6 separate regions of the Mus musculus genome follow, and all the other regions are linked to region 4. A link is a loop called in an ENCODE intact Hi-C map of the cell type or tissue named here. Cell type or tissue: left cerebral cortex. All regions are shown on one strand. Region 1 has its middle 13 kb from the start of Tbc1d14. Region 2 overlaps Sorcs2 (sortilin-related VPS10 domain containing receptor 2). Region 3 holds the start of Tbc1d14 (TBC1 domain family, member 14). Region 4 holds the start of Grpel1 (GrpE-like 1, mitochondrial). Region 5 has its middle 6.0 kb from the start of Bloc1s4. Region 6 overlaps Afap1 (actin filament associated protein 1).

The links. Hi-C counts contacts between places; a loop is a spot of excess contacts. Peaks named below come from ENCODE experiments on the same cell type or tissue, not always from the same donor. Only the 100,000 strongest peaks of a DNase experiment are listed, where the experiment ranks them.
Region 1: it touches region 4 in a loop (2.8-fold over the local background); 20 of 42 quality-filtered maps call a loop at or near these places.
Region 2: a loop joins it to region 4, with 2.4 times the contacts of the local background. A loop is called at or near these places in 2 of 42 quality-filtered maps.
Region 3: a loop joins it to region 4, with 5 times the contacts of the local background. A loop is called at or near these places in 20 of 42 quality-filtered maps.
Region 5: it touches region 4 in a loop (6-fold over the local background); 37 of 42 quality-filtered maps call a loop at or near these places.
Region 6: it touches region 4 in a loop (3-fold over the local background); 2 of 42 quality-filtered maps call a loop at or near these places.

Annotation. Positions count from the first base shown.
Region 1 is chr5:36,593,018-36,598,017 of GRCm38, forward strand. No RefSeq gene overlaps it. Among named protein-coding and RNA genes, the nearest start is that of Tbc1d14, 13 kb to the left of the region's middle. In left cerebral cortex, CTCF peaks have their summits at 2,264, 4,164 (motif pointing right) and 4,731 (motif pointing right); DNase peaks (open chromatin) are centred at 1,517, 2,205, 2,601, 3,409 and 1 more place; H3K27ac peaks cover 1,677 bases.
Region 2 is chr5:36,031,436-36,036,435 of GRCm38, forward strand. Sorcs2 (sortilin-related VPS10 domain containing receptor 2) reads right to left here. Exons shown (of 27, transcript NM_030889.2): 18 at 4,262-4,433. Among named protein-coding and RNA genes, the nearest start is that of Gm52811, 51 kb to the right of the region's middle. In left cerebral cortex, CTCF peaks have their summits at 2,532 (motif pointing right) and 4,332 (motif pointing right); DNase peaks (open chromatin) are centred at 2,539 and 3,409.
Region 3 is chr5:36,581,554-36,586,553 of GRCm38, forward strand. It overlaps Tbc1d14 (TBC1 domain family, member 14), which reads right to left and starts at 844. Exons shown (of 14, transcript NM_133910.3): 1 at 802-844. In left cerebral cortex, CTCF peaks have their summits at 798 and 2,966 (motif pointing left); DNase peaks (open chromatin) are centred at 465 and 819; H3K4me3 peaks cover 1,393 bases; H3K27ac peaks cover 1,214 bases.
Region 4 is chr5:36,461,127-36,466,126 of GRCm38, forward strand. Grpel1 (GrpE-like 1, mitochondrial) reads left to right here and starts at 4,059. Exons shown (of 4, transcript NM_024478.2): 1 at 4,059-4,129. The coding sequence starts at 4,068. It overlaps 2210406O10Rik (RIKEN cDNA 2210406O10 gene), which reads right to left and starts at 3,728. Exons shown (of 3, transcript NR_126488.1): 1 at 3,389-3,728. In left cerebral cortex, a CTCF peak has its summit at 1,880 (motif pointing right); DNase peaks (open chromatin) are centred at 1,877 and 3,894; H3K4me3 peaks cover 1,877 bases; H3K27ac peaks cover 1,071 bases.
Region 5 is chr5:36,740,182-36,745,181 of GRCm38, forward strand. No RefSeq gene overlaps it. Among named protein-coding and RNA genes, the nearest start is that of Bloc1s4, 6.0 kb to the right of the region's middle. In left cerebral cortex, a CTCF peak has its summit at 2,486 (motif pointing left); a DNase peak (open chromatin) is centred at 2,478.
Region 6 is chr5:35,980,202-35,985,201 of GRCm38, forward strand. It overlaps Afap1 (actin filament associated protein 1), which reads left to right. Exons shown (of 17, transcript NM_027373.2): 12 at 3,988-4,105. Among named protein-coding and RNA genes, the nearest start is that of Afap1, 89 kb to the left of the region's middle. In left cerebral cortex, a CTCF peak has its summit at 1,987 (motif pointing right); a DNase peak (open chromatin) is centred at 1,988.

The DNA.
Region 1 (5,000 bases), 130 kb after region 4:
AGGGGCCCCAGCCCTCTTGAGAGCCAAACATCACCCAATAGGCAGAAGCTAACCTTACCCTAAGGGGGACCAGAGAAGGTAGACCTGACGCCAAGCACAACCTGGCCTGGGTGCTGGAGGGTAAGAGAAAGGTCACTCACCTGACCTCCTCGGAGTCCCGAAAACAAGAGAAGAGGTTGGCGGGACCCCAGGACTGGCACAGTCTGGATCCTCCTGGCTGGTACCTGAGTTACTGCTCAATGCCAGCCTCTGCTGTCACATGCACCCAGGAGGAGAGAAACACTTAAGACTCCCTCCCAAGACCCTCCCCCAGCCCTTGGCCCAGCTTCCTGAAAGACTCCTCATGAGCACATGTGCTGATTGGCTACAGCCAAGCTTCCCACAGCAGTGGTTATTGAAGGGGCCTGGCTTTCCTCTGAAGGGCCTGGCTTTCTTCCGCAGGGCCCAGAGACACCTGAAAGCCATCAGCATGGCTTTCCCCGTCTCCCACCCCCCACCCCCAGCAGCAGGTGTTAGCGCAGCTCTATTAAAAAGGCTGTTGACCCCCCCCTCCCCCCCCAAAAAAAAAAAAAAAAAAAAAGCCGGGCATGGTGGTGCACGCCTTTCTCGGGAGGCAGAGGCAGGCAGATTTCTGAGTTCGAGGCCAGCCTGGTCTACAGAGTGAGTTCCAGGACAGCCAGGGCTACACAGAGAAACCCTGTCTCAAAAACCAAAAAAAAAAAAAAAAAGGCTGTTGTAACACAAGAGGTCACCACCTTGTACATGTAGCCAGAGGGGCAGCTCCACGCTGAGTGCAGGGCCAACTTGTGGGACCTTCACAGATGGTTGGACCCTTCCTGTTAGGGAAGATGAGTGAGACAAGGGCCACCTTGTTCACAAGCTGGTTCTCTGCCTGGCTGACATAATGGCTCAGTGGGTAAAAGCGCTTGCTGCCAACCAGACGACCTGTGCCTTTAACCCACCCCATCTTCTGATCCTCACAAGGTTGGAAGACTCAGCATACTAATTTGGAGGGAAGAACACAGATGGGAAAATTATCAATAAAAATAAAATTGCTTTGTCAATACTCAAGAAATCAAGTCAGGAGGTTGTAAAGGAGGTGACCTTACCCATAATGCCTTGGAAGAAATATATCGCTCAGTTAGGCAGGCAAGCCTCAGTCCACAGAAATCACAGGGTAGAGTGATTGACAGTCACCTTGCAGGTAGGTGTGTCTGCCCCACAAAGGCCCATCTAGCCTGGGACAGCGCTTCCCCAGTTATGGATCCAGTGTTCGTGTTTCAACTGTATCTGCTCCTCACTTCTACTCTCCTAGATCCATCGTGGCCTCAATGTCTTTGAATCCCCCTTAGATTCCCCTGCTGTGCATGATGGTCCCATGGCAGTGACTGGCCAGCTCAGGCACACAGTGAGATTCTTTGTCAAGTCTATTACTTAAAGTGATACAGTCACAGCTACTGGGAACAGCAATGGAAGGACCTATGTATAGAGCTGAGGCGAAGGAGTAAGGTTGGATTTGCATATTTGCATAAGATGGTCCCATTCTCCGGTGCAGATACGAGCTTCCACCTGCTCAGAGCTGAAAAGGCAGCATCACTGGGCTCTCCTGGGACAGGGTGACCTATATGATGTACAGCATTGTTTAGTGTCTGCACAGAAAGGAGGGTACCTGCCCTGAGGAATGCTCTGGAATAGCATGGCAAGGAAGGGCTTCAAGGAAAGTTTTTCTTTCTTTTCTTTCTTTTGTTTTGGTTTTTTTGAGACAGGGTTTCTCTGTGTAGCCCTGGCTGTCTTGGAACTCACTCTATAGACCAGGCTGGCCTCGAACACAGAAATCCGCCTGCCTCTGCCTCCCAAGTGCTGCCACCATACCCGGCTAAGGGAAGCTTTTTATCTCTTGTCTCTCTGCCACTGCTCTGGCTGCAGGAGCTAGAGAGCTGGCTGGAACTCATTTTCAGCCCCTATCTGTGAAGAAACGGATGCATGTCCCTAGGGTATGCAGATAAATGCCAGGACTGAGATGCTAAACAGCAGGAGGAAGCACCCCATGCAAAGGCCCTAAATGGGTCTCAGCAGCTGGAGGCAGGGAACAGAAGAGAGCCCTGGGTTCCGTTCAGTGAGGCTCAGGAAACTCTGAGGGACATGGACACCAAATTACCCTCCCAGAAGTACAGCACCCTAACTTGGAAGTGAGTAGGTGTGGCAAATAGGCTCTGTCCTTGGGAGAGGCTCCCCTAGAGGCAGGCCTGTTGCAACAGCTTGAAGACTCGTGGAGGCTCAGTGGAAGGTGCTTTTGTAGTCTCTCTTCCCCCCAGAGCTGGTGGCAGTCAGTGAGGGCAGAAGCTACGAGTGAGACCTGGATGTAGCTCCTCCTGTTCCAGCTGAATGTTTCAGAACCCAGCTCTGCTGCTGGTCCAAACCTAGAGGCTCAGTTATAACACCTTAAGATGTATCTCAGGGCACATTACTCTGGAGATTATCAAATACACTTAGAGAGTGGAAAGCTCATGCCATGCCATGGTACAGAGCTCTGCTCACTTTTCGTGGTTACACATTTTCACTTTGCCTGAATCCTGGAGCACATCTCAAGAGTTACCAGTCCACAGTAAACATCTCCACTTCTTCCACACAATCCCAAAGTAGGACAGCTTTCCTGGCACTATCCCTACACTGCCAGCATACATACCTAAGGACACAGGATAGTTCTGTCTTCTAATACCCCAGTCATCTGGTTTTCCTCCCTCCTGCTCCTCCTCCTCTTCCTCCCTCCTTCTCATCTTCCTCCTCCTCCTCCCTCCTGCTCTTTCTCCTCTTCCTCCCTCTTTCTCCTCATCCTCCTCCCTCCTTCTCCTCATCTTCTTCTTCCTCCTCCCTCCTGCTCCTCCTCCTCTTCCTCCCTCCTTCTCCTCATCTTCTTCTTCCTCCTCCCTCCTGCTCCTCCTCCTCTTCCTCCCTCCTTCTCCTCATCTTCCTCTTCCTCCTGCTCCTCCTCCTCTTCCTCCCTCCTTCTCCTCATCTTCCTCTTCCTCCTCCCTCCTGCTCCTCCTCCTCTTCCTCCCTCCTTCTCCTCATCTTCCTCTTCCTCCCTCCTCCTCCTCAGACTCCTGTTCCTCCTTCCTGCTCCTCCTCCTTATCGTCCTTTTCCTCTTTTCTGCTCCACTTCATCATCATCCTCCTCAACTTTCTCTTCCTTCTTCCCCTCCTCTTCTTTTTTCCATCTTTTGTGGTACTGGAGAGTACGTCTGAACCCTGTTTTTTATTTTTATTTTTAAAGATTTTTTTAAAAATGTTTTTTATTATTATTAATCATGCATATGCGTGTGGTTTTGTGCATGTGAGTGCAGTTGCTCTCAGAAAGGCAGCAGTGTCAGATCCCCTGGAGCCGGAACTACAGATGGTTGTGAGTCACCATCTGATGTGGGAGTTGGGAAGTGAACTTGGGTCCTCCAAAGAGCAGCAAGTGCTCTTAACCAGTGAGCCATCTATCTCTCTGGCCCCACGACCTTTTATTTTAAGAGTTCCTTTGGCTAAGTTGCTTAAGCAGGTTTAAGCACAACATTCTCCTGGTATTCAGCTCTCCGTTGTCTGTCTCTCCTTCTCCTCTCTGTAAAGAGTCTGCATTAGCATGGCCAGAAGCAATTTAAGGAAAAGTTTGGCTTCAGGGTCTAGGAGTCCATAATGGCGGGGGTGGGCATGGGGTGGGGGGCATGGCAACAGACAGCTGGTGCAGAAAGCTGAGAGACTGCTTTTAACCACTGAGGAAGTGAACAGAGCAAACTGGAAGTATGGAGAGCCTATAAACCCTTAGAGCCAATCCCTCAGGAGCTGGGAAACCAGCTGGTGGGGGTGCAAAATGCCGAATGTCGGGCCCTGGCTTGCTCAGTGAACTAAGTGGCTAAGCCCTGTGGGCTCTGAATAAGGGGGATACATTCCCTTCACCCCCCCCACACACACACACAAAACCCCTCACATCCCCATGAATGAGAGGGATACAAAAGCACCCATGCTGCTCCTTCACGGGTCCTGGGGAAGTGGCTGGTGCACAGCAGTTGTTCTCAACCTGTGGGTCATGACCCCTTTGGGGTTGCAAATCAGATATTTACATTATGAATAATAACCATTGCAAAATTACACTTTTTTAAGGACTTTTTTATGTATATATGTAAGTACACTGTAGCTTTTTTCAGACACACCAGAAGAGGGCATCTGCTCTACAGATGGCTGTGAGCCACCATGTGGTTGCTGGGAATTGAACTCAGGACCTCCAGAAGAGTAGTCAGTGCTCTTAACCGCTGAGCCATCTCTCCAGCCCCCTTCCCCCCCCCCCCCCCGCCCAAATTACACTTATGGACTAGCAATGAAATAATTTTATGGTTGGGAGTCCCCACAACAGGAAGAACTGTGTTAAAGGGCACAACTTTAGGGTGGTTTAGGTCCCTGATTAGAAGACTCCCAGGGCATTTTCTTCCTCCTCCGCCTGAGCTCAGATCCCTACTCAACCTTGGAGGCCTGTGAGGGCATGTAAAAGCATTTCTGGAGCAGGCCGCTCCAACCCTCTTCCTGTCCCCCATCCCTCCCTCCACTGAAGCCAAGCAAATCCAGGACTCAAAGTCTGGATGCTGAGAAATTCCAAGCCTCGGGGAACCACAGTGATGAGGCAGCAGAGTGCTGCCAGTAGGTAAACGCTCTTGGGGTAAGGGGAGGGATGTCCCTGAGATCAGCTCCAGAGGGCGCCCACTGCACCATTCCCATCTAATTGGTCCTGCCCTTCCCAGCAGTTGGCACTCTACTCACTGCCCTGCTGCAGGAACCCTTGGGGAGAGTGCATGTGACCAGACCTTTCACATCAGGCAGCCTTGGGCCTAAGTGCACAAGGGGCTGATGGTTATCATTGGTCTGCAGCTTGCTGTGGGATGATCTAGTGATGGTTTGGCATCAGTGACCACAGGAAACCCAACCTGAATACTTCCATAGATAAGTCACCAGACCCAGCTCTTCAC
Region 2 (5,000 bases), 430 kb before region 4:
AGGCCAGAGAGTAGGTTGTCTCTGCTCTCAGGGCTTTGGCCTGCCGTGGGCTGAGCTGGGAGACAGCCCATGGGACCAAGACTGGGCTCTCCTTTAAAACAGAACATGTATGGGCGATTTTAGTGCGGTATTTTGAAGGCTGTGTGGGGCCCAGGGGAAACCCTGAGCCTGAGTCAGGCACAGAACTGGAAAAGAAAGTGGGAATGCCACATGGAGATAGAGAAGGTTTTGGTAGCTACCATAAGGTCTCTTCAGGGAACCACAGCAAAGAAAACACAATTGTCTCCCTGTGATAAAATGGCTTCCTGTTTCTCATCTTATCCCACACCACACCAGGAATGAGGCTTGACTGTATGGAGCAGCAAGGGGGGCTCCTGTCACTTTGTCTGATAGTGGCACTGAACTCCCCATACAAGCTGCTGACTGGCCCCGACTTTTAGACTCAAGGCAAGATGGAGTTCTCCTCCCCTTTCCCCTCCCTCCCTCCCTGCCCTCTTCCCCTCCCGCCTCGTCATCTCACATTAGCCAATATCAGACTTCTGAGTTCACACCCCCAGTCCTCAAAAGCGAAGGGCACTTGTATGTAAATGATGTTCATTTAACTTTGCCCTGTTTGTTTGTTTGTTTGTCTGTTTTTGAGATGGGGTTTCACTGTGTAGCCCTGGCTGACCTGGAACTCACTCTGTAGACCAGGCTGGCCTCGAACTGAGAAATCTACCTGCCTCTGCCTCCCTTCCAAGAGCTGGGATTAAAGGCGTGTGCTACCACTGCCTGGGTTTGTCTAACTTTCTCTATGAATATGCTACACAGGGTTGGATAGAGTCACCCCAAGTCTATATCTGTTGGGACCCTCTGAAATGGACATTTAAAATAAGCCTGCAGATGCAGGTCATTAAGAGGTCGCAATGGGATATGAGTGCCAGAAACCCAAGGGTAGATTACAAGAGTACATGGTGGTGATTTGGGCACCAGGAGTGGCTGTGTGGACACGGAGGCAGACCCTGGGAAATGCAGCCTTGAGCCATGAGGCTCCTAGAATGCACAGCACCTGGCTGAGTCTTTGACGGGGCATTCCCAGGACCTAGCATCTATGGCGTTTCATGTGTCCATTTTATAGGTTACAAGACTGAGGCTTTTAGGCATCCAGGCTCTGGAGGTGGGCTCTTTGCCTATTGCTCTCCTGGCAGGGTTGAATGAGGAGCAAGGGGGTGTGTCCACACCTGTACTGGTTAGTTTTGTGTGTCAACTTGACACAAGCTGGAGTTATCACAGAGAAAGGAGCCTCCCTTGAGGAAATGCCTCCATGAGATCCAGCTGTAAGGCATTTTCTCAATCAGTGATCAAGGGTGGGAGGACCCATTGTGGGTGGTGCCATCCCTGGGCTGGTAGTCCTGGTTCTATAAGAAAGCAGGCTGAGCAAGCCAGGGGGAAGCAAGCCAGTAAGCAGAACCCTCCACAGCCTCTACATCAACTCCTGCCTCCAAGTTCCTGCCCTGTGTGAATTCCTGTCTTGACTTCCTTTGATGATGAAAGAGATGTGGAAATATAAGCTGAATAAACCCTTTCCTGCCCAACTTGCTTCTTGGTCATGATGTTTTGTGCAGGAATAGAAACCCTAAGACAACACCCAATTCATTCCTATGAGGGGAAGAGTTCTTGGTAGCACTCAAGGCATGGGTTCCCGTTCCCATCCTTGAGTGCACGCCTTTGCTTACATCGTCCATCCTGCCCTGCCCACTGTCCCTCATGTCTCACGCCCATTCCATGCTGCAGAGCTAGAGAGACCTTTGCATGGTCCAGCTCCGCTGCTCACTGGGCTGTGCCCACAGATGCCCTCCTGTCTATAGCTGCCTTTATCTTCTCAACAGTTTCCCTGGGGTTTCAAATCTAGATGTTGCTTCATTCCACAGCCTGGAGCCCCATTTGTGCTGAGGATCCCCAGTCTGTGCTTCTGGGATGGCTTTGGTGTGGGGTCCTAAAAGTTTACACCTCCCCGTATCCTACGCAGGTGTGTGATCTATTTTGGGTTTGTGTCTGAGGTCTGGCTGGGGGAGGTGCCGTTGCTGGATGGAGATGCCAACTCCCCAAGTCTGTTCTGCACCTGTCAAGTGTAAGGCAGCTACAGACTGGAGGGTATCTATGGGTCTGGCCTCCATCCCCCAACACTGTGAATTCTTAGATACTTAGGAAACGCAGGCTCCTCACACCCAGCCCTGTTTTCAAGACCAGTGATGTGTAATGGTAGGTGTGTGTGTGTAGTGGAGGAGTGCACACTGTGCCTGTAAAGTGTGTGTGAGTGTGGGAGGGAGTTAGTGTCACCGTTTAAGTGTGTATATGCCTATCTTCAGTCCCATGCTCCTCCCCGCTTCCCTCCCAGGCCTCCCGGGTGGCCCAGGAACCCCTATTTCAAGGCATCTTTGTGTTGCTCCCCTCAATTCTGCCCACTCCAGTCTGAGCCTGACAAGCAGCCCTGCAAGGGTTCCGAAGATGCTCTGTTCTCTTGTCCTGGGGACCCAGCCTATCTGCAGATGTACTGTAGTTACTAGCTTTAAGCTCTAGGGGGCAGCAAATGGCCATGTTTCCAGGATGTCTGGCCAGGAGTTTGAGAGCCTCCTCTGGTTCTGTCTGAGGGTCCAGCGAACCCCAGGCAGACCAGGAGCTCTGATCTGTGATCTCAATACAAATGGAGATACATTTGTATGTATCTGATGGCTGCCTCAATCAGCAAGAGGACCTCGGTGTGTGTGTGTGTGTGTGTGTGTGTGTGTGTGTGTGTGTGTGTGTGTGTTGGGGTGGGAGGAGAAGGGAGGGTTGTACAGCTTAGGCCTAGGGGCTACAAACTTAGCCATTGTCTGCCTGGAGTCCTGAGGCCTCCAGAGGACACAATGCCATCTCTGCCTCTTTTTACCTCGAAAGAATGGCCTCACTGTTCACAGCTCCAGTTTCTTTATCTATAACATACATTTATTGAGTGCTAGATTGCACTTCTGACAGGAAGTGGCTGTCACAGTGCCTGGTGCACACACAAGTGCTTAGTGTGACCAGTCTGAGTCCTCCATAGGCTCAGTTTCCCTGTACTTCTAAAGTCAGACAGATGCCTTTTAAAGGATGTTTATGCACAACATGCATGATCCTGGATTCATCTATATATTAGCCTTCATATCTGTTAGCTAAAGATATGGAATCCTGCTGACCTGTGAGTGGAGACTGCACAGAATCCTGGGGGGTGGGGGTGTTCTCAATCTCTCTCTGCCTCTGTGAGTGTCCATTAACCAGAATCTGGAGGGGAAGGGGAACTCCCCCTCTGCCTTTGGATTTTCTGGACGTTCATGTTTTCCTAATGGTCATTTTAAAATGTTCTTGCAGGGATCATTAGCTGCTTCTATTAGCCGAGACACAGGAATGTGTCACGTAAACTATTATGTTTTACAGGAACCAGAAGGAACCAGAAAAGTTAACAGTTCCCCCGGGGAACAGGATTTTGGGTGATATTTATGTATGTGGTGGGGGTTTTTATATAAATATGTTTCCTAAATATACTACAATGAGCATATATTATTTTTAAAATCAGAAGAAAATGTAACACTTGTTCTGAAGTAAAAATAGAATGAGTGGGAGACTGGGCGGAGAGAAAAATATGTGTGTGTGTATATATATATATATACACACATACTTGTATTTATATCCATCCCATATACACACAGAAGGCATTATTTCTGGATTGTGATTATAAGTCATTTTCTTGAAGAAGAAAAAAAACTTTATACTTTTGTTGGGATTCCAGATCAACTAAATCAATATAATTAGATATTTAAAATTGCTTTAGTGCTGGGCTGGGGGTGTGACTCAGTAGAAGAGTACTTCTCTAGCTTGCAAAAGGCCCCGGTTCCATCCTCATCATTAGAAGAAAGAAATCAATAAAATAATTTCTGTGCCACCTATGGGGAGGAATCAACTTTTGTATCAGTGTTTGGTAAGCACAAGATTACATACACACGCACATATACACACCCATGTACTCACACGTACATACATGTGTGATGCGGAGCCCGTTTCCTGCTGACTGTCTGATGAGCACTTGCTCTTGTATCTGTTTCATCTCAAACACTGGTCTGAAGCAAGAGGCCAACTTTGGTCCTGTGGCCCTACCCTTGGGGTCAGGCCGGAGGCCTTCATGGCCATGCTTCAAACTGTTCAGAGCCTCAACCTTGGGTGCCTGGCTGAAACTGCCTGTCAGTGCCAGTCCAGGACGGATGCTCACCTGTTCCTGTCGCACCACAAACAGCACATCTTCTCTAGGCCGCACGGCCACTGCCTCTCCTCGGATGCTCACCTGCAGGCCCCGGGGTGCCTGGAGGGGGCACTGCAGCTGCACTGGGCTCTGCTGCAGGTCCACACCACCTTCACACACATTGGACACCACCTTCCGGTACCTGGTTGGATGGGGGAGGTTCAGGTCCAGAGCAGACAGTGGTTTGATGGGTAGGGACAGAATCGCTTGGCTTCAACCTCTGCAGTCCCTTTGCTATCTGCTCCCCATGCTACCTCATGGCTGCTTCTGTCCACTTATATCTGAGAGCATCAGAATGGAGAGATGGGCTGTGCTGGTCTGCTTTGGAGAGCTGAAGCACCCATGGCTTGATCATATTGCTCACAGTAATAATAACTGGTTTTGTTTTGTTTGTGTTGTTTGCTATGGAGTGACAGAGGGAGACAGTCCGAATTCAAGGTCTTGCTGGGAACTATGGAGGACAGAGTGGCTGAAATGGACTGGGCCTTGGTTTCCTGAGTGGCTATAAGCAAGTGTTTCTCTTCTTGGGATGGCTGTATCCATCCACTACCCATATATCTACCCACTCAGCCAGTGGTGGCATAATGGCCTCTTTGGGAGGGCTTGGTAAGCATGATTTTTATCTGAAGTGTCAGCCAAGACCTGTATCAAGAGTAGACGGGTATAGAAAGATGGGTATTTGTGGTGGCAGAAGAATGGGTATATAGAT
Region 3 (5,000 bases), 120 kb after region 4:
AGTCGCACGTCAGCCGGACCCCAGCCCTCCCAGCCGCCCTCTCAGACCTCCCTGCCTGGCCGACGCAGCAGCAGGTGGCAGCGGTCAGCCATCCGCAACCTCTCAGCTTGACCCTGCAGAGCCCCCTCAGTACCCGAGCTACCGCAGCTCCAACGCCATCTCCCCGGCCCGTGGCCCGCAGCCCAGGCCCCGTGGGGCCCGCAACTCGCTGGGCTAAGAGCGTAGACTCCGCAGATGCCCAGCCTCAGCAGGTGCTTGCCGGCCGCCCGCGGCTAAAAGCAGCCAGCGCCAGACCCCACCCCCGCCACGCCCACGCCACGCAGCCACGCCCCCACAAGGCTGCTTCTCTTCCCTTCCGCTGAGCCTCTTTAGCCCAACACCCAACGCAAATCGCTCGCTCCCAGGGCCTCAGGCGTACCGCCACGCCCCGCACTCCAGAGCCACGCCCCCGAGAGCTCACTAGCCACACCCCACGCTCGTCCCTAGTCACACTCCGGGGGACAGGAGCGTTACCACGCCCCGCGCTCCCTATCGCCGCCCTCACGCTCCCTAGCCACGCCCCCGCTAAGCTTCCACTGCTCTTCCGCCAGGGCTCTCGCCCCCCGCCGCAGCTCCGTAGAGCTTAGGAGCCTGCTATTTACTACCGCTGCTCCTCCGGCCTGCCAAGTATCCGTCCTGGGTTTCGGGAGTTGTGTCCCTGGCCCTTTTCTGTCCTCAGGCCCAGGAAGGGCTGCAAGGAAAGTTCCGAGAGAGTCACAGTGTCCATACCGGCACCGCAGACGCCTGGCGGAGGCCCCTTACCTGGTCGGCTCCGCCCGCGGCCATCTTGGAAGTGGGAAGTGGGAGGGAGGGGGAAAGCAGCGCATGGGGCTGATCCAGGCGTGGGGAGCCGAGCGGCGGAGCGCATCGATGGGACGCCCCTGTCCAGCAGCTGGGGGAGTCTTAACAGCCCACGGGAGTATTTAGGGGTACACGTGAGCGCAGGTTACAGATCATTGACCTTGGAATGCCCTCCCGGTATAGCCTTAGCCTGTCACCTGTCAAACGGGCTTTTCTGATCACTGTTTCATTGCGCTTAGTGCCTAGCGCTGTAGTTCGCCAACTTTTGTCTTCACTTTAATATTTCAGTATACAACGCCCAGCAGGCTCAGGAGGTGACAAGACAGGGTTCATCATCAGTGTGTTTTGAAAGTTGTGTGATGGTCTCGCTTAGGAACTAGAAGAGGCCTCACTAGACAGCATCTTTCTCTAGCCTGAGATACAGAGATCCACCTATGTATTAAAGGTGTGTGCCACCACACCTGGCTTTATGCACATTTTACCTTTTTAAGTAGCAAAAATTACAGAGACACAATCTATGAAAAAGTATAATTCAGGAGGTAGAAGTCAGCTAGAGCTGAGCAGAGTTAAGCCAGATGTCTATGGAGGATGTCTTCTATCAGGCCAGGTCATTGTGCTGCATTTCCCTTCCTGAACTCACCTGCACTCGTTTCCTAAGCCTCAAAAAGCAGAGACATGAGTGTTTGTTGGATCCATACAAAGGGTACTTGGGATGATTTGGGTTTATTCTAGGAGTTGTCAGACCCCGAAAATTTACAAACACAAACAAGCCCCTTTAAAACCTGACTGCATTTCAGCCAGGAACCATCACATGAGGCTGGAACCATCACAGTCCTACAGGAAGAGGAATTTCCCTGCCCTGGCAGGTACCTGGAAGCAAGCAGGAGGAAATCCATTTGTCTTGGTTACAGTTCTGTTTGTGCTAGCCTCAAAGTTGCAACCTAGAAAACAATGAGTTTGAACTCCTGATCCTCCCGAGTCTACCTCCCCAGTTCTGGGATTATAGGAATGTACCACCACTTTTGTTTCAATTGTACATTCATTTCAAAACATTAGGTGATGGTTCAACCTCTGTACAACTCTCTCAAATATTTTAAAATATTTTCACAAATCTGAACACAGTCCAGAGGAAGGGCTTACAAGACCAAGGCTATATCAAAAGCTATGAAATGCACACCGTCCCCAGGGATGAAAGAAGACAGAGAGAGGTTGGGGGATAGCTCAGTGGCCTGACTTCAGTTCCAAGGAGGGTAGGGAGGAGAGAAGAAACAGACCAAGAGTCGAGCCATATCTGAGTGTCTTGGGTCTGCACATGTGTTGTAACTTTTAAACTTCCACATGGCATGTGCTGTTTCACAAGGAAACAATGTCGGGTCCCACCCAGCCACCTGAGGCCATGAGGTTCTCAGTCCATCACACCAGAGCCTTCAGCTAAATAAGCCCAGCCCTGTGCCTGTTCAATGCACAGGAAGAAGGTCTACCTGAGAGCCTGACAGCATTGACTTTCATCGTGAGACCCATCCAAGTAGGGTGTCTGCTGGGCTGGGGGACTCCAGACTCTAGCCATTCTAGGAGCCTACAAACTACTTGATAGACACTGGCTTCAACTTCCCTTTCTGGATCATGACTGTAATTACTCTAAGCACCAACTTACAATGGCAGGAGGGTAGAGGCTTAAATGGACTGGGCAGTCTTTTGTTGGCTTGCAGAGAGCTGAGAGACTTGCAGGGCATCCCTCAGGATTTGCTACATAATAGAAATTTCAAAGGTGCTTAAGTTCCTGGCAGTTTGAACTGAAAACAATGCCAGGTTCCATCACACCCATTGGTGCCCTCACAGCTGGATTTAAACACTGACTGGGAAGCAGGAACTGGCTTCAGTCTCATTTCAAACTTCAGCACAATGGATTCGTTCGTATTGGATACGCACAGGAGTCCTCACGACTCCTCACCTTCCAGCCATAATGCTTGAGTATCAGTTTAAAAACCTGCCCTCAAAGGGCAAGAGATGGCTCAGCAGTTAGAAGCACTGTCCTTTTGACCAGAGATCCTGAGTTCAATTCCCAGCAACCACATGGTGGCTCACAACCGTCTACAAGGGGATCTGATGCCCTCTTCTGGCCTGTGGATGTATATGCAGTAGAGCACTCATCCATTAAAGAAATAAAGACTTTTTTTTTAATATTAGAAAAAACAAACAAACACCGAACCTTGAGATGACAAGGGACCATTGTCCTGTCTCTGGAATCAACAACTCTCTGTGGTGGGCAGGTTTGCAGCTGGCACCCTCTGACCCTGCCTCACCCTCAGTAGCCTGGTGCCAGAGCCCTGGTTTCTCTCTGGGAACTCCTCCTTACCCTGCATCCCTCTGATGTAACCTATGTCTTACCTTTTGCCATCAGTCCCCAGAAGCGGTCTAGATAAAGCCTCATTGTAACTTGCGTCTGAAACAAAAACAAAGTGAACTGCACTAAGGGGTGTGGTCACTTTCCGCAGCCACTTACCCCCTCAGAACCTAACAACCCCCTCAGGACCTAACACTTAACCCCCTCAGGACCTAACACTTAACCCCTTCAGAACCTAACACTTACCCCCTTAGAACCTAACACTTACCCCCTCAGAACCTTACACTTCTAGCTCCCAGATACAGAGAAAACACCCCTCTTCAAGTTGACAGCTCTCCCAGCAGAACCCTGGGGGAACTATTCCACCTCTTCCCCTTCAGGCTTTGCTGGAGGGTTCCAGAAGGACTGCCCTGGTGCTGGTGTGTGGCTTCTTTGATGGCTGCAAACCTCTCACTTGTGGACAGAAATACCAGCTTCGCAGAGACTCTGACTGACTAACTCCTCAGATTCTGTCCCTGTCCCCATCCCCATCTCTGAAGCACACAGCCCCTCCCTTCCCCACATTATTTCAAGATTGAACAAGGTCAAAATAGTTGAAGCAATGGTCATACAAGAAGAGAAATTGTCCAACTTTGTCAGTTTCCCCCATTCTTGAAGCCCTCCTAGAACTGTCTGAGCCACCCCTAACAATACAACATGAACAAAGGAGCCTTGTAGGACGAAGGAGACCTTGCCAGGGATGACTTCCGTGTGCTCTGCTGAGCATCTCTTTAGAGAAGCAGGAATGCTTCAAGATGTCCAGTATCCATAGAAACCATCTCTGTGCACCTGCTATAAACCCAGGACACACCACTCACAACAACTGCTTTCATGGAGGCTCCTGGGACAGACAGACACAGTGCTCTGCAATTTGTAGCCATGACTTCTTATAAGGAAAATAGTTATCTAACCTATTAGTCCTCATTAGGACCTGAGGGCAGCCCTCGGAGTTATTGGGAAGCAAGTGGGTCAAGAGAGAAGGATGAAGAATCCTCAGTCAGGTGAAGGGTAGCAGGCACAAAATAGCTGTTTTAGGAATCCCTAACCTCCCTTCCAGAGACAGAGGGATCTCATCTCCTGAACACAATCATAGTCCCCAATCTCTGTGAATGCCACCAACACATGAGCTACGTGAGTCACACCCACACCTGGCTTTACCAGGAGTCATCCTGGGAGTGGCCAGCACCTCACCTCTGTGACAAGAGGTTGACCTCCACAACCTGCTAAGCTCACTCAGTGCCTCTCACCTTACAGAGGAGGACAGGAGGTGAAGCCACTCACCCGTGGTGTCGCAGATCTAGCTCACTCTCCCCAGGTCAGGTCCTGCCCAGCCCAAACCTGCCTCCCATGCCACTGGCTCTTGGCATAGCATGGTTACAGTAACAGTAGGTTCACATGCCACCCCGGGGCTTTGCTGTCTCTGTCCATCGTCTCCAGCCAGAAGGCCCTCAGAGCCCTTCCCAAACCCAGTCTTTTCCCTCCCCATCCTGTTGGAGTGTTACCTCCTACTCCATGGAGACCACAGTTCCCATTTTTAGGACACAATGCTTGGAATTTGGATTTCTCGGTTGGTTCTTAAAATTGTATAAGAAAAACAAAAACAAAGACAAAAAAAGACAGGAATTGCTAGTGCACTAGTGGTTAGCAACCTGAGGCAGGTAGAGAGTGCCAACAGAACAGCGTTTGGTAGCCAGAGTAGCCACTGCAATCAACACCCCTCTCTACACTAGGACTCTTACACCAGGGCCTATCAACTAGAATTTTCCTTTTTGTTTTT
Region 4 (5,000 bases):
AGCACCTCCCAACTCTCCTTTGGTCCAGCTAAGGCCACTTGACATCCACTCCTGTGACTATCCTGAATGTGTCTAGGAATCCAGATGCCACCATCACCAAAATGTTCCCAGGGAAATGGAGGCTAATGTTGCGTTTGCTCATCTCCCATGCATCTGCCAACCCAAATAAAAGGCCTCACAGGAAGTCTCTGGAGCCGGTGACTGCAACCTGATCATCCATAGCCTTGCCTCCTCCCCACAGTAGTATTTTTCCTACCAAGAGCATCTCTTTCCATTTGGAACCCATGTATCTGGGTGGGGTGGAGAAAGCCAAGTTTCTATGAGTCAGGGGTCATAAGGGCAACCAAGAAACCAAGGTGTAAGACACATTTCCATGCTCTGCATCAAAGCCCACTGTAAGGGCATAACAAATGGGGAGAAGGCAGTGCTGTAGCTTCTGTGAGATAAACCAGCTCTCCTCTCCAAAGCTCAGCAGGCCCCAGGGAAGGGCTCACTCCCAGGCTCCGCCCAGAGGTTGGTTATTTCCACTCTTCCAGGCAGCAGGTCTGAAGTGCTCATATTCTGACTGGCTTAGGCTGGGGATTGCCTCTCTGCTTCTAGGAGCACTTGTCCACCTTCCAGACAGTGATGGGGACTCTAGGCTTTCTCCCAATTTCACCTGAACTTTACTGCTGGCTGCTTTTAAAGGACTTAAAACCTCAAACTTACAAGTCGCTCTCTACCTCAAGAACAATGGACTTGGGACATGGATACCAAGTGCAAGCTCCTGCCCAGAAGCACCTAGACCTAGTGTCTGACTGAGTGATGGGGAAGGTGCGGGATGGTCCTTGGAGTCCATCTAGAGCACTGCCTGCTACTCCTAGTTTCCTAGTTACCTCTTCCATTACTGTGACAAAACAGCTGGCAAGAAGCACCCTAAGGGAAGAAGGGCTCATTTTGGTTCAAGAGGGTTAGAGTCCATCCTGGTGAGGGAGGCACCGACAGGAGCTCAAGGCTGCTCGCTCACATTTCCAGGATGAGGAAGCAGAGGGCAACAGACAGCAGCGGGTACTCCGCAGGCTTTCTTATTCTCGTCTTGGCTTCAGTCCACGGGATGCTGCCACTCCCATTTAGAGTGGATCTTCCCTCAGTTCAACCTCTCCGGGGGTTCTCTGTGATAGTATCATAGACATGCCCCCACGTGTCTCCCCTAGGTGATTCCAATCCAGTCAGGGTAGTAAAGAAGGTGAACCCCCACATCCCTCAATACTAGATGTTTCCAAACTGGACGACTCCAAGTTGCATGAGGGGATGAAGAGCCACCCCTTACCTGAGGCACCACCACCATGTCACTGAAGGCAGTGACATTTGGACGTTTGGAGTCAGCGCTGGTTCTGCTTTCCACCCCAGTGGTGCATGCTGGGCAATATAAAGGAATATTCAAGAGCCCTGTCTTCTTCTGTGATTCACCTAACCTGGCCAACCACTTTTCTGCCCAGCAAGTCTTGGGTCTGATCCATAAGAGGACATCTTAAAGCACCTGACACACAGCAGACATTATGCTGGAATGCATATCACGCCCACAGTCAAGCTGTGGGGCCATCTTCAGGACCTTCTGAGGACTGGCTTTCTTTGTAAACACCACTTCATCCTCTCTGGGGCCACCCCACGTGTTCATTTGATCTTCCAGCATCCCTGTCTCTGCTGGGCCGTCCATGACAACTGCTAAATGTGAACTCAGAGAGCTAACCTAAGTGTTTTCTCCAGGCAGCTCCATCTCCTTGTGTAGACTGCTGCCCGGGTGGGTGGTGAAGTTCTGGACCTCACGGGGACTACAGAACTGCCTAAGATGGTAACCTCAGGAGATGGCCCCCACTCAAGTAGTTCCTGAGTGGGTCGCCAGGTGGCAGCACAGGCCCGTATGCCTCCTGGCAGGAGAACCCCAGCTTGAGAAGGGATTCAGAGTCCCCAGGGTCCTCACCCCTGGGAAGACCCATACCTCCACACACAGCAGCTCTAACTCTTCATCTGTCTCTGCTTACAGATGTGCTGGTCACGGGCATTCTCATTTCTTTGACGCCTTTCAGCAAATGAGAAGACCCAAGATTTAAGAGGAACCATGTTCAGGACAGAAGAAATCTGGTGACCTGGTGTTACTGCCAGGGAAAGCCACAGGAGGTCTAAGTCTTATTTCAGAAAGTTTCAAAGGAAACTGTATAAGCCCCATGGTATTCATCGCCGGCTTCAACAATGTCATCACTTTCCCACAGTCTTACAAGAAACCTCACCTTTTAAAACTAGAGTATTTTTTAAAGCCCTTGCCAGCCAATATGACAATGTACCATAAATATTCCCATCCAGAGCTCTGCCCATTGGCCCATATTGTTCCCTAACAAAAGGGCCAGCGCACTGAATAACCATCTGATACCCGTCCCACTCCAGTCCCCTGCCCTTTTCACGGTTGGTTTGTTCCATCACAACCAAGTGCCATAGACTCAATCCAATTATGTCTCTTGATTTCATTGGTGCTCTAAGTATCCCTTCTCCTCTTACTCGACCCCAGCCCTAATGAATTAACAAATCAGGTCACTTGTCCTACAAAACACCAGTGAACCAGGATTCCTGGAAAGAAACTGTCTGCAAAGGCCAATTGACGGATTAAAGCCTCAATGACTGGAGATGCTGAACCTTGCAGGTGCAGAGCCTAGTTACAATTTATCTTGGGCTATCTTTAGTTCATTAAATAGATTCCCTGCCCCACTCAGTGTCAGACCTAACAGCAGGAAAAGACGATTAAAATCTTGGTAACACAGTAACAAAACTCTAATCTCCACCAAAGGGCTAAGCTTGCTATCAAATAGCATCTGCGGACTACAGCTGAGATTCCCGTTTGCTATAATCACCTACTTAATGTTTTCACTAATATATTTTATGTCTTGAGTTGTGGCTTTCTTTGTTCTGCTACTATGCAAACGTCCTGAAACTGTTTTCACGTTGGAACACAGGTGTCCTAAAACTGTTTCTGGGCCAGTCACTCATAAATGACTCCAGAATAAACTTATTTCCTATGAGGTGAGAGCTGTGCTTTTTGTGTGGACATGCTCTGCCCCACGCCCACGGCGGGCAAAAGGCAGCATGTGCTGGGGAAATGATTTTTAAAAGAGCGAAATTAAATAATAGAATTTTGGTCCCTTTTTTGTTTGTTTGTTTGGTTGGTTTGGTTTGGTTTGTTTTACGAGACAAAATTTCTCTGTGTAGCTCTGGCTGACCTGGAACTCACTCTGTAGACCAGGCTGGCCTAGAACTCAAGAGATCCGCCGAGAGCACACACAAGCCGTAGTCCACGGACGAAGCGTTCTGTCTCGAGATTTGCGGGAGCCGGGGGGAGGAAGGAAGAAGCTGCACATACCTAGACAGGACAGAAAACGTCCTCCGACAACTCTCAGCTCTGCGACCTCCCCCATAGCAGTGACCAAACATCAGCACCCATATTTTCGAAGCTCTCCTGCACACACTGCTGTTAGTTTTTTTTTTTCTTATGTTGCGTTCTGAGAAAATTGGAGGTGGCCGAAAGTACAAAATCAAGTAACGCTCATCGGGCCGTCCACAGCCAGCCTGTTGACACAACGCGCTTGCGGCATAGTAGAGATGGGGTCCGTCCCTTCCCGGGACACCCACGTTCCGCCCGCAGAAGGTAGCAGGAGCCTAAAGCGAGCACCAGTCACTTGGCACGAGTTCCCGGGTCCCCGCCTAGCGCTCGCCGCCTTCTGCCCGCCCTGACGCTCTTCCTCTTCATTGGCTGTCCCCTGGCGCGACCACGCCCACAGAAGCTCCATTTTCCTCCACTCCTCCCACCTCACCTTTCACCTCCTCACCTTCCGGGGCTCCCAGAAGCCTCAGTCTCCGCCCACCGGAGAAGGAGGAAACAGAATTCCGTCATGACTCGTAATTATTGGTGGAAATGGTCTGTCCATCAGAACAACAGCGGTCACGGATTAGCTAAAAAGCAGCAGTAGGTGGGAAAACCGGTGTAAGGGGCGTCCGCGCATGCTCAGTGTGGGCGCAGTGACGCGACCTCGGGGGCAGTCATGGCGGCTCGGTGTGTGAGGCTGGCGCGCCGCAGCCTCCCGGCTTTGGCACTGTCGTTCAGGTAAGAGAGCTTCACTCCTCTGCGTCGGCCTCACTCACGGCCGAGAGCTCTGGTGGGGGGTTTAGCGGCAGGACTGGTCCCCGCAGGCGGTGCCCGTGCACCCTGAAGTCACATCCTCACCATCGAGTCCCTGTGCCTGTTCTCAACGCGCGGCTGTCCTGGTGTTTACTGTGCGGCACTGCGCGAACTGGGCTCAAGAGACGAGAAGTGGGGACGCTGGGGCGTAAATGCGGGGATCTGGGTGATGCGTCAGGTGGAAGGCTCCGCCATTTGTTTGTCTGGTGACACACGGCACTCTCTCGGGCATAGGGGCACCACCCCTCCTGGAATTGCAAAAGTCAAGCTTAGAAGCGGGAGACTTGCCCAAGGTCAGGCAGCCAGGCAGAAGCCCGCCCGACCAGGGGCTGGGGTTGCTAATCCCTAATCCAGTCCAGGATGTGTACTGCCTGGTTTGTGGGCTTTTTCCACTCACATTCCTTCCCCCACTTTTGCCCTCCGCGGAATGTGAGGTCCAAGGAGCAAGAAAGCCAGTGTGTGTGCAGTTTATTTAGACAATGCCCATTTTTGCCATCTTTACTTTTACCCGTGGCTTCAGGTTTTTGAGTCGCATCTCCAAAGTTAGGCTCAGTATCTTTAGCTTGTTCCCTGCTAGGACCAAGTTTTTGGTTGATTAAAAAAAGAGAGACTTTGCCTGAGTCTTATGGAAACGGAGTGAACGGGAGCTGGCCTTTTCAGCGGGTGAGAGTGAGCAGGCGGATGATCTCGTACTTGTGACTAAAAGATGAAAACAGGTCTATGTTGTGCAAAGCAGGGAGGAGTCTGAAGTATTCCGGGGGAAGCACTTCCTATTTGTGGTGCTCTGTTTAGAGTT
Region 5 (5,000 bases), 280 kb after region 4:
TGCACCAGGTAAGCTCTGTGATTCCTCACCTAGTTCTCTCCATCAAAATCCCCACACAACGGACTGTACAGACAGGAGAGGCTGAGCTGAACACGGGCGCTTTTTATCCACTCCTACCTGACCACGGCTCCTTCCTTTCCTCTTTCCTGTTGTAGTAAACTTCCAACCCCAATAAGTCTATGCAAAAACACACAACTGAGTTATTATGTTTATAAGTTGTATGTCTAGATTGGGCAGATCTATCACTATACTAAGCTATTCCCCAGCTATGAGAGCCCTTGTTACTTGTTCCTTCTCCAGGGCATGTAGTTCTGCTCCATCTTTCTTCCATCTCTTTTTCCTCTGTCCTTCTCCTCTGTTGTCCCCTACCCTTCCCCCACTCTCTAAAACCTCCAGCCCCACCTTTCCCTTCCATTGCCCAATCACAGGTTCTGGCCTTTATTTGACCAGTTAGAATGGGGAGAAAGAAGGTTCACACAGAATCACCTGGGTACCTGATCCACTCCTCCTCCAGGCAGCCCCTCTGGAGGAGGCAGATTTAGCATGAGATACAAACAGCTCCATGGCAACCCACAATAATTTTCCTTCCCAGAAAACCCAGCAGCCTCCTCTTGGACCCATGGCACCCTCTGTGTTCACTCTCAGGAATGTATCTCTACACAAGGAGACACATACATGTCTCTTACGTGAAAAAGGAAAAAAGGAAGATATTCTGACCTCTCTCTCTCTTCCTCTCTCTCCCACCCCTTGACCTTCTCTTTCAATCTCTAGTATTTTAGTTAGTATCTCTCTATGTAGATCAGGCTGAGCACTGGATTACAGCCACGTGCCATCACTCTGGCCCAGACCCTGACATTTCTCTTTACATGGAGGTCTCCTATGCATTCCACTGTCACCTCTCCGGATTTACCCAGCACCAGTCAGACTAAATGACTGAGATGTTGAGTCCACACGTAGAGACTGTTTCAGCCCCAGCGCACTGTCTGTCTTCACAGGAAAACCTAATGGCATGCCCGGTTCCCCAGCACTCATCAAGGAGATATAGGGTTGGGTCATTCTTGGCTGGAGAAAAAGGGTTTGAGGCCAACCTGGGCTACATCAAACCCTGTCTCAAAAAGAAGGAGGAAGAGAAGAAGGAAAGGAGGAGGAGGAGAAGGAGGGGAGGAGGGGGAGGGGGAGGAGGAGGAGGGGGAGGGGGAGGGGGAGGGGGGAGGAGGGGGAGGGGGGAGGAGGGGGGAGGAGGGGGAGGAGGAGGAGGGGGGGGAGGAGGAGGAGGAGGAGGAGGAGGGGGAGGAGGAGGAGGAGAAGGAGGAGGAGAGGGGAGGAGGAAGAAGAGGAAGAGATCTAATGGAGAGGCAGGATGATACTTTTGTGGCCACCTCATGGCCTTTCAATGTGTTTCTTCTTAGGCCCTGAGCCCAGTCATGTTCTGCATGTCTTTGGTCCTTGCTTGGGGCCCAGTATAGGTGACACTACTTGCCAATGGCCCTGACCATCCTGAACCACCCTAAAGCAACACTGGGTACTTTGCTCCTGACGAATAAAGAGTCCCCTTCCCTAGGCTTTTATAGAGCCAGGCTCTTGAGCTCACCCACCTCTGCTGCCCTGGTGGACTGGACTTGGACAAAGTCACTTCCGGCCTACCTTTGGTTTCTTGGGGCCTTCTCAGCCCCTGCAACCTCAAGAGCCAGTTCCCCCAATAACCCCTTCCCATAGAGCTATGTGCACATCCTCTTGGTTCCTCAGCCTCTCAGGAGAACCCTGACTGATACAGTGTGGCAGAGATGGAGCCAGGGAAGGGGGTGGCAGGATGGATAAGAGGGATACTGGCTCCTTCAAGGAACTCACACATCAGGCTGGACGAGACATGGCTACAACCCAAAGACACAAAGGAGGAAGTTGGAAGGAGATGTCTCCAAAGTCGAGGCCAGTATACACACTGGGGACCAAGAGTCTTGGAGGCACCAGGCACCCTCTCCACCTCCCTGTCAGCTGCCCTCTTGTCCCCATTGTCCCCTTCCATTCATTCCAGGTACATTGATAGTGCCTGCTGTCATCATTGGCTTAGCCCTGGGTGCCACTGGTTCAGAATAAACAAAAGGGACAAAGTTCAAGTCCTTCCCTTAACCAGGAGACAAGGAATAAGTAAATAAATGACCCTGCTTCTTTTGGAGGAAGGTCAGAGCTTTGAGGACAGTGAAGGGTGGGGAGCGTGCCGGTCGTGGTGCTTGCCGTGCGATTTCAAATGTTTTTCATGCAGCTTCCGCCTCACTCCGCTCACCACTCCACGCAAGAGGAACAGACATTGTGCCTTGGCTTCCACTTATTCTGTGTTTGTGCTCTGTGTGTCTGTCATGGAGGTCCGGAGTGTTGTGGCTGAGTCCTTCTACAAATCTTAGATGACCGAGTTTGAATTCCTTTCGGCCATGGCTAGATTCGCAGTTTTCATGCTTTCCCTACCCCTATAGCGCCCCCTGGTGAGAAGACGCTGTCCTGCAAGCCAAATGGTCCAGAGATGCCTTATTTCCATAGCCATCTTTTCATCTTGTCCCCACTCCCTAACCCCAAGCTGGGCTTCACTACACGGGAAGGATCCCCTCTCCCTTTGGTCGGTGAAGGGCCTAAAATAAATGGTCTCACATTTATTGATGGGACTGATGGTTTAAGCCACTTTGGAAAAAGTTCTCTACAGCCTCTTAGCACATTTAAGGTCTCAGAAAAGGTGAATTCCACATGTAGCCTGGCCTTATGTCTGGTGTTCCTACAAAGCCCATATGGTTTCCCTAGGAGTACATGTACTGTGTTTAACCAGTGTGGTCTTGGATCCATGATTTGGACTAAGTTGGTATTCAACCTCAGCTGTTAGTCTGCCCTGTTCTTGAGCTAGAAAGCACATATTTTTCTCTGTGTGTTCTTGGCCTGTGTGTTTTCCTAAGCCAGGAAATATATAGCTTGCTCACTGGGTATAGCACTTGGTATAGCTTGCTCACTGGGCCAGTCTGACTGCTAGTCACTTGACAGACATCTGAATGTCCCTAGCACATTGTTACTGCTGAGAATCCAGGCAAAGCAAGCAGGACCCAGGGAGCGTCTTTGGTCATGCGTACAGGCGATGAGGCAGCTAGTTGGATAATACCACAGCCGCTATTACACAGGACTGCTGGTTTGCTTCCAGGTCAGGATCCAAAAAGAAGTAGGAAGGTTGTTGCAAATTTGTGGGGATGGGGGTGAGCCCTATGGGAACTGTCTGCGCACAAAGCAGATTTCTGGTTTTATTCCATTTATGTCCAAATCAACTACTGAGAGCATTGGGTAAAGGCTGGTGCATGGGACTCAAGGGTGTTTTTTTTTGGGGGGGTGGTACATGTGCATGTGTGCATATATGTGTGTGGGTCCATGTACAAGCCCAGGCATGGAGAGAACAAAAGACAGCCTTTGGTGCCATTCCTCAAGAGACCTTGTTTTTGTTTCTTTTGAAATAGAGTCTCTCATAGTCCACCCAATAGGCTGGGTGCCCTGGGTGGCCGGCAAGCCCCAGGAATCCTCCTGCCTGTGCCTTTGATACTGGGATGACAAGTGCACACCATGATGCCTGGGGTTTCTTCTGTGGGATCAAGCTCAGGTCAAACACTGCACATACACACAGTATGTACATATAAACACAGCCATCTTCGCAGCCAGACTCAGATTTCTAAAGCCCCTTGACTGTGTGCACAAATGGACAGCAAGGAAGAAGCAGGGGACTGCCTGGGACTGCCTGGGACCGCCTGGGGCTGCCGAGCTGCTGGATCAACACACTGCTGGCAAGGGACGATGCTAATGCAGATGGGATCGGGGGTTGTGCACCGGGATACACTCCAGTGACAACTTGGATGCCACCCCTTTCTTTGTGAACATCAGGCCACTCTAAACCACAGAACTCTAAAAGGTATTCCTGTGAGCAAGTTCAGAAAGTTAGACATTCATCAGGTAAGACCCCAAAGTAGGACTCCATTTTTTTTTCTTTTGTGACTCACTCTTATATGACCTACACTCACACCCTGCCAGGCATCCTGAGCCCCTCTTTCATCTTGTTCACTTCGAACAGAAAAAAAAAAAAAAAAAAAAAAAAAAAGGACATCCTTAGATCCTTAGGAACTGGCTTTGCACCTTCCCATGGGGTCCCTTCTGAAAGTTATGTAGCCAAGCTAGCTACAAACTTCAAATTCCGGGCCATTACTAGTCTTTTTCTACTGTTTGGTTTTAAGCCCCACCCTCATGCATGTATGTTCAAGTGCATGTGTGTACACAGGCTCACACATGTGGGAGTTTGCCTGGGTGGAAGGCAGAGTGTGTTCGTACCCCTCCGAGGTTTCTTACTGGGTCCTTGAGCTGTTTCAGCAGGAATGTAGCTAGAGACCCCCCCAACCCTCCACCCCCACCCCCCGGGATCCACTTGTCTCTGCCCCTCAGTGCTGGGTTACAGATGCATACCTCTATGCCTAGATTTTATGCCTAGCTGGAGAGGTAAACTGAGTCATCAGCTTGCATAGCAAGCATGCCACCACTGTCATTCCCCAGCCCTTTTGTGTCTTGTATGTCTCAAGAACAACTGTTTTAATGGCTTACAGCCACGCATGGTGGTTTACCCATGATCTCCAGCTGTTTCTGCACTACCAGAGCAGGTGAAGTCATGGGAACACATGCCTACCATTTGAAAACCTTGGCCTTTTCAGGAGTACTGACTGCTCCCTATCAGGTGCACACAAGACACTAGGAACAGTTTGAGATTGACTCCTGAAAGTTCTGGCATGGGAAACAGTCACAGACTGCTTGCTGGCACCTCAGTGGCCAGCATTTCATACATATAAGTCCAGTCAGGGTTGCCAGAGGCTGATATCAGCTGAGAAACATCCTATACCCTGCTAATCTTAGCAGGCATGCTTTTGCACGCAAAATAGACTGATCCAAGGGTGACTGGTGGGGTGCCCATCCCTTGTTTTGCCAGTCACATCCATTTA
Region 6 (5,000 bases), 480 kb before region 4:
ACCCCCAGTCCCTCGAAAGCTACTTAACTCCTGTAGATATTTTAAATGAGAAAGATTCTGTATGGCAAAGGACTCCATCAAAGTAGCAGCCTACAGAATGGGGGGGGGGAAACTTTATCAATTAAACATTTGACAAAAGGCATATTAGAGTATGCATAGATCTAAAAGAAATCTGAACGCCAGGAACACAAATAAGCCAGTTTTAAAAAACTGGGATGTAGAACTATCTCAGGGTTTCTATGATAAAACATGTCCAAACGCGGCTTTAGAAGGAAGGGGTTTGTTTCAGCCTGGAGTCTCACCTCACAGTTGACCATGGATGTCAAGGCAGGCACTCGAGCGGGCAACTCCATCCTGTGATGTCTCCACAGCCTGATAGATTAAGCTGTTAGCTGTACTTATGTGGAAATTACTAAAATCCTCAAAACAAAACTCACAGAATGTTAACTCTAACTAGCAAACATTACCACATTTAGGAGAAGCCCTCAGTGAAAAAGTATTTGCCTCCGCACACGGCTCAGTTTTTCCTTTATAACTGACCAGAATTTTAATTTAAACCAAATGTAGGGTGGTCACATCTTGGAGAAAGGAATGCAAGTCACTGTATCGAAACGAACACTCTTCATTAAAAAGGCACATGCCATAAACTTAGCCTAGGAATTTTTTTTTTTTACCTCATTAAAATCTTTTTAGGGATGTCAGCTAGCAATAAAGTTAATTTTCATGTTTTAGTTTTCTAGCCAAACATTCCCGTAAAACTTAATAGAGAGGAGACTGAACAAGGAAACGGCCTTCAAAATATGGTGGCTTGCCAGCGATAGATAGCCCAGGATTTAGTTAATTTTTCGCTTTTTATAACTTGGCATCTGTGTGGTGAATCTTTGCCAAATGATTATAAGAATTATCAGCAATTGTGTCTGACTGAAGGGAAGAGAAAAATAAGGTATTGAAAAGGGACAAGAAACAGAGAAAAAAACATCTTGTGGGATTGTCCTGGGAGATGGGCATGCTGGGGTGTAAATGGTGCTGGACACCGAGGCTGACCAAAGGCCATGGGTCATGTGACAGAAGGACATCATCCCCTGAAGCTCTCCCAAGTGTTGCCCACTGTAGGCCCAGCAGAGCATGGTGGTGGTAATATGCTTTTGACTGACTGGAGCGGGACAGGGTGGGGAGAGCCACCTTCCAGCCACCATCTGCAGGTCCCTGCATTTGCATATAGCATTCCCTGGGATGGCCTTATGTTTTAGAGTCAGACTCATTTGTACTTACACACTTGGCTGAAAGTCACTTTGGAAAAAGTGCCAGAAGGGAGTGGGAAGCCCCTGCTTATTATTCTTGGCTTCATGTGAGTTGGCCTGTGCCCCGCCCTCAAACGTTGGAATATTCTGGCCAGTGGAGAAGGCCTCTGCCAACAAGGATGTGTGTGTGTCATGATTCTCAAATCCTTCAAACATCTCCAATGACGGAATCAGAAATATGCCCAGTTAGAGACCCGGGCTCTGCTGACTGTCTTTGATCTTCCTGATATCTGTGCATAAGTGTGAGTACTGGACAGGTTGCCAGAACCTGACGCTGCAGAGCAAGTTGTAGTTCCTGCGATGTGGAGGAGAAAGAGTTCTGTGCACACACGTGCCACACTGAGCGGTCAGCAGTAGCCGTGCTCAGTGCCGGCAGGTGAAGGCACACTTGGTATCCTGCCATTCTTCCATGTATCACGTCTCATTCACAACTGTTCCCGGACTGTCCTCAACTGAGACATTCAGTCAATGCCTTGAATGCGCATGTGAAACACGCAGGAACTCCTAAGTGGCTAGTGAATATCTTCTTCTTGAATTTCCTCCTTCCTGTCCATTTAACTTCCCTACACTTGATTTGCTAAAGACTAAGCATAGAATAATTAAATCAATGTTCATAAGCTAGGAAGTGTAAGATGCTGTATCTGCAGAAAGGGTTGGGGGAGCCATGCTTTCCAGCTTCTTCCAGCAGGGGGCAGCAATGCACTGTGAGAGAGTGTGGCCATTAGGGTGTGCAGAGCCACAGGAGTGGCCGTGTTGCCCTAAGCTACTTTCCCCAGAGAAACGATTTTGGGGGAAATACATTTGTTGGTTAAGTTTCTGTGATTTTAGTTTCCCTAGTTAGGAGCAAATGCTATCTTGCTTATTTCTTCCTGGGGTTTTACAGTTGTCCCGAAACAAGCCCAGCTTCCTAAGAGGCCAGCTCATCTCTCCTCGTGCTCTGGAAATTGGGGTGACAGTACACCCAGAAGCTTGTGTTCTAGTGAGGAGAGGCAGGCAAGGAGCAGGGACAGAATAGGCTAGGTTGGGACACAAATGAAAGTCAGCATTGCGGAGGGAAGGGGATTCTTGACGGCAAGGAAGGGCACCCTCATCCCACCTCCCCGGGGCACACTGTTGGGAGGAGCCATGCTCTGAGTGGGCAGAGTGAAAAGCAGAAGGGGCTGAAGAGCTCCAGCACCTTCCTGACCCCATGCAGGCAAGGAAGGAGGAAGCCGGACGAGCCAGGGGCAGAGCTGGAGTCTGCTTCAGGTGGCCTGCCCTGGACAGTGTTTTGCTTCATTGTTTTGGTGACGTTGGAAGCTTCCTCTGGGTAGTGAGGTAGTGATATGCATCAGGCTGGTGTGCTCTGAGTCTCTGAGAAGCAAGGGCAGAGAAGAGAGGCAAACTGCCCCTTTCTGAGGTGCAGACTCTTGTTCTGCCCTTGTGGCCACCAGGTCTGGGTCTTCTCACAGCAGGTGACACCCTCGTTCTCTGTGGACTCCAGCAGGGAGCCACTGCTTTGACCCTGTCCTGAAGATCAAAAGCTCTGTCCCCTTCAGATGTCATTCACAAATGCAGCTTGTCACCCATGCTCAATTACAGAACAGATGTTAACCTGAGGTTCTCTCAACCCCATGGACCTCCCTAGACCTCAGGAAGTGGTTCATTTGCTAGGTCATTGGTGTGTTAGGAATCCACCAGTGTGGAGCTCTTGGGTAGGAGGGGCAGTGCGTGAGTTATGGAAGACCAGGGCTTCCTCTTCTTCCCTGGGTACAGCGCCCTCTCCCTGGATCTAGCACCTTCCTTGGGTACACGCCTTCTTGGAGTACAGAGGCTTTCCTGGGTACAATGCTTTCCCTGAGTACAGTGCGCTCCCAGAGTGAACACCTTTCCTGGGTACATCTTCTCTCTGGGTGCACCCTTCTGTGTATAGTGCCTTCCCTGGGCGAATCTCCTTCCTGCTGTCTTCATTGCAGAAGCTCTTCCGCCCTGTCATATCGTAGTGGAAAGTCCCAGACTGTGATCATAGGGCTGTCTCCTCGGCCACCGGCACCTCTATCCCCAAATCCTTGTGGCTTACCAGGACGGACGGCCGCTCGTTATGATGGGCGGAGGTGGCTTGTTACCATTAGGGAATTCCAAGGATGTAGGGGCTCTGGCCAAGAACAGGAACCCAATCATGTATCTCGCGTATCCCGGCAGCATGGGCTTCTGAAGCCCTAGCCTGGGTACTCACAGTGTTCGCAGCAGATCCAGGACCAGCTGAAGGTACGCTGTGTGGCTGCCAGAGACCACGAGTGCTTGCTGAACAGCCGCAAACATCCCAGAGATGGCCAGGTAGTGGTGTAGACCATGCCCTCCCCTGCCTTTGGGAATGGCCAGACTGCAGACAGAACAAACCTGGCCCACACTTGTCAGAAAGAACTGCTGTGCCCTCCCTGTGTTGAGCGTTCCCCGCCATGATGAAATAGGAAAACAATGGTGGCTGTCCAGTTCCCTCCACTTGTAGGTGCTGCTGTATGTCCCTATACATGGTATCCATAGTCAATGCTGGGGCCTGTCTTTGCTCTGGGTGAGGATTGGCCCCAGTCCCTTTAAGATGCCGCTGCCTAAGCGTTCTGCCCCTGAGCCTGACATAGCCTTTGGTTGCATCAGTGTACAGAGAGGCCTTGCTGGATAACTGACATGTCTTGTTTCTTTCTCTCAGCTTTATGAACAGGCGGGCAGTGTCCACTAGCCCATACCTGGGGAGCCTCTCCAACGGCTACGCCCATCCCAGTGGGACAGCACTACACTATGATGACGTCCCCTGTGTCAACGGCTCGGTGAGTGTCCTTCAAGAGCCAATGGTCAGTTTTGGTTGGTTGAGTCTGTCCTGGGGTGTCTACTTTCTATCCAATGAGATGGGGAATTAAACCACTTTAAACCACTTTCCTCCCAAACCTTGGTCTCTGACATGAGCATCAGGTCTTGTGACCCCTCGTAGACAGCTCATCTATCATCAATAGTTACATCTCAGTACGCAAGAGGCTGGCTAGAGGACAGTGGATGAAATTAGAATAATAGATGGAGCTGGAAGAATATTGCAGTTTACAGCGTGACTAAGTCAGATATAGTGCAGTGTGAGTGACCCTGATTAGTTTCACCCAACACAGCTGCAGCCGCCATCACCCGGAAGCAGTGCCGCACAGTGGCTGCCTGCTGTGCCCTCGCTTGGCTCCTGGCTATGCCTGTGCAGTGAGCAGGTGTGGGGCAGCGTGCATTGGGAGCCTTGTGCTGAGAGGAGCCAGTGTGCTTCTTAGGGGTGCCTCCATCATAGGTGAGGTTTTAGACTTCGTCCTTACTGGTCCTGTGGACAGATCTTAGGGAGGGGTTGTGCCTGGTGAGGGTTGTGAGCAGGACTCTCAGCCTGCCTTTGTGTCATGGTGGGCCCTAGCCCCAGCCCCACCTATACCATTCTGGCTATTGCATCATTTTCAAGGTGGGGCATGGCCTCCCCTTACTGTGCAGATACCAGCAGCACTGGGTCAGTTCTGTTTGTGTACCCCAACATGTAGGCTTCCCTCAAGGGTGAGCTGCCCCTCCCAGCCTGTGGCCTCAGACACCCCCACGTATCCATGCACCACGCACACACATGCATGCACATACATGCACACGTGTACACACACACACACACACACACACACACACACACAAGTATGAGATGAACGATGCTGCGGG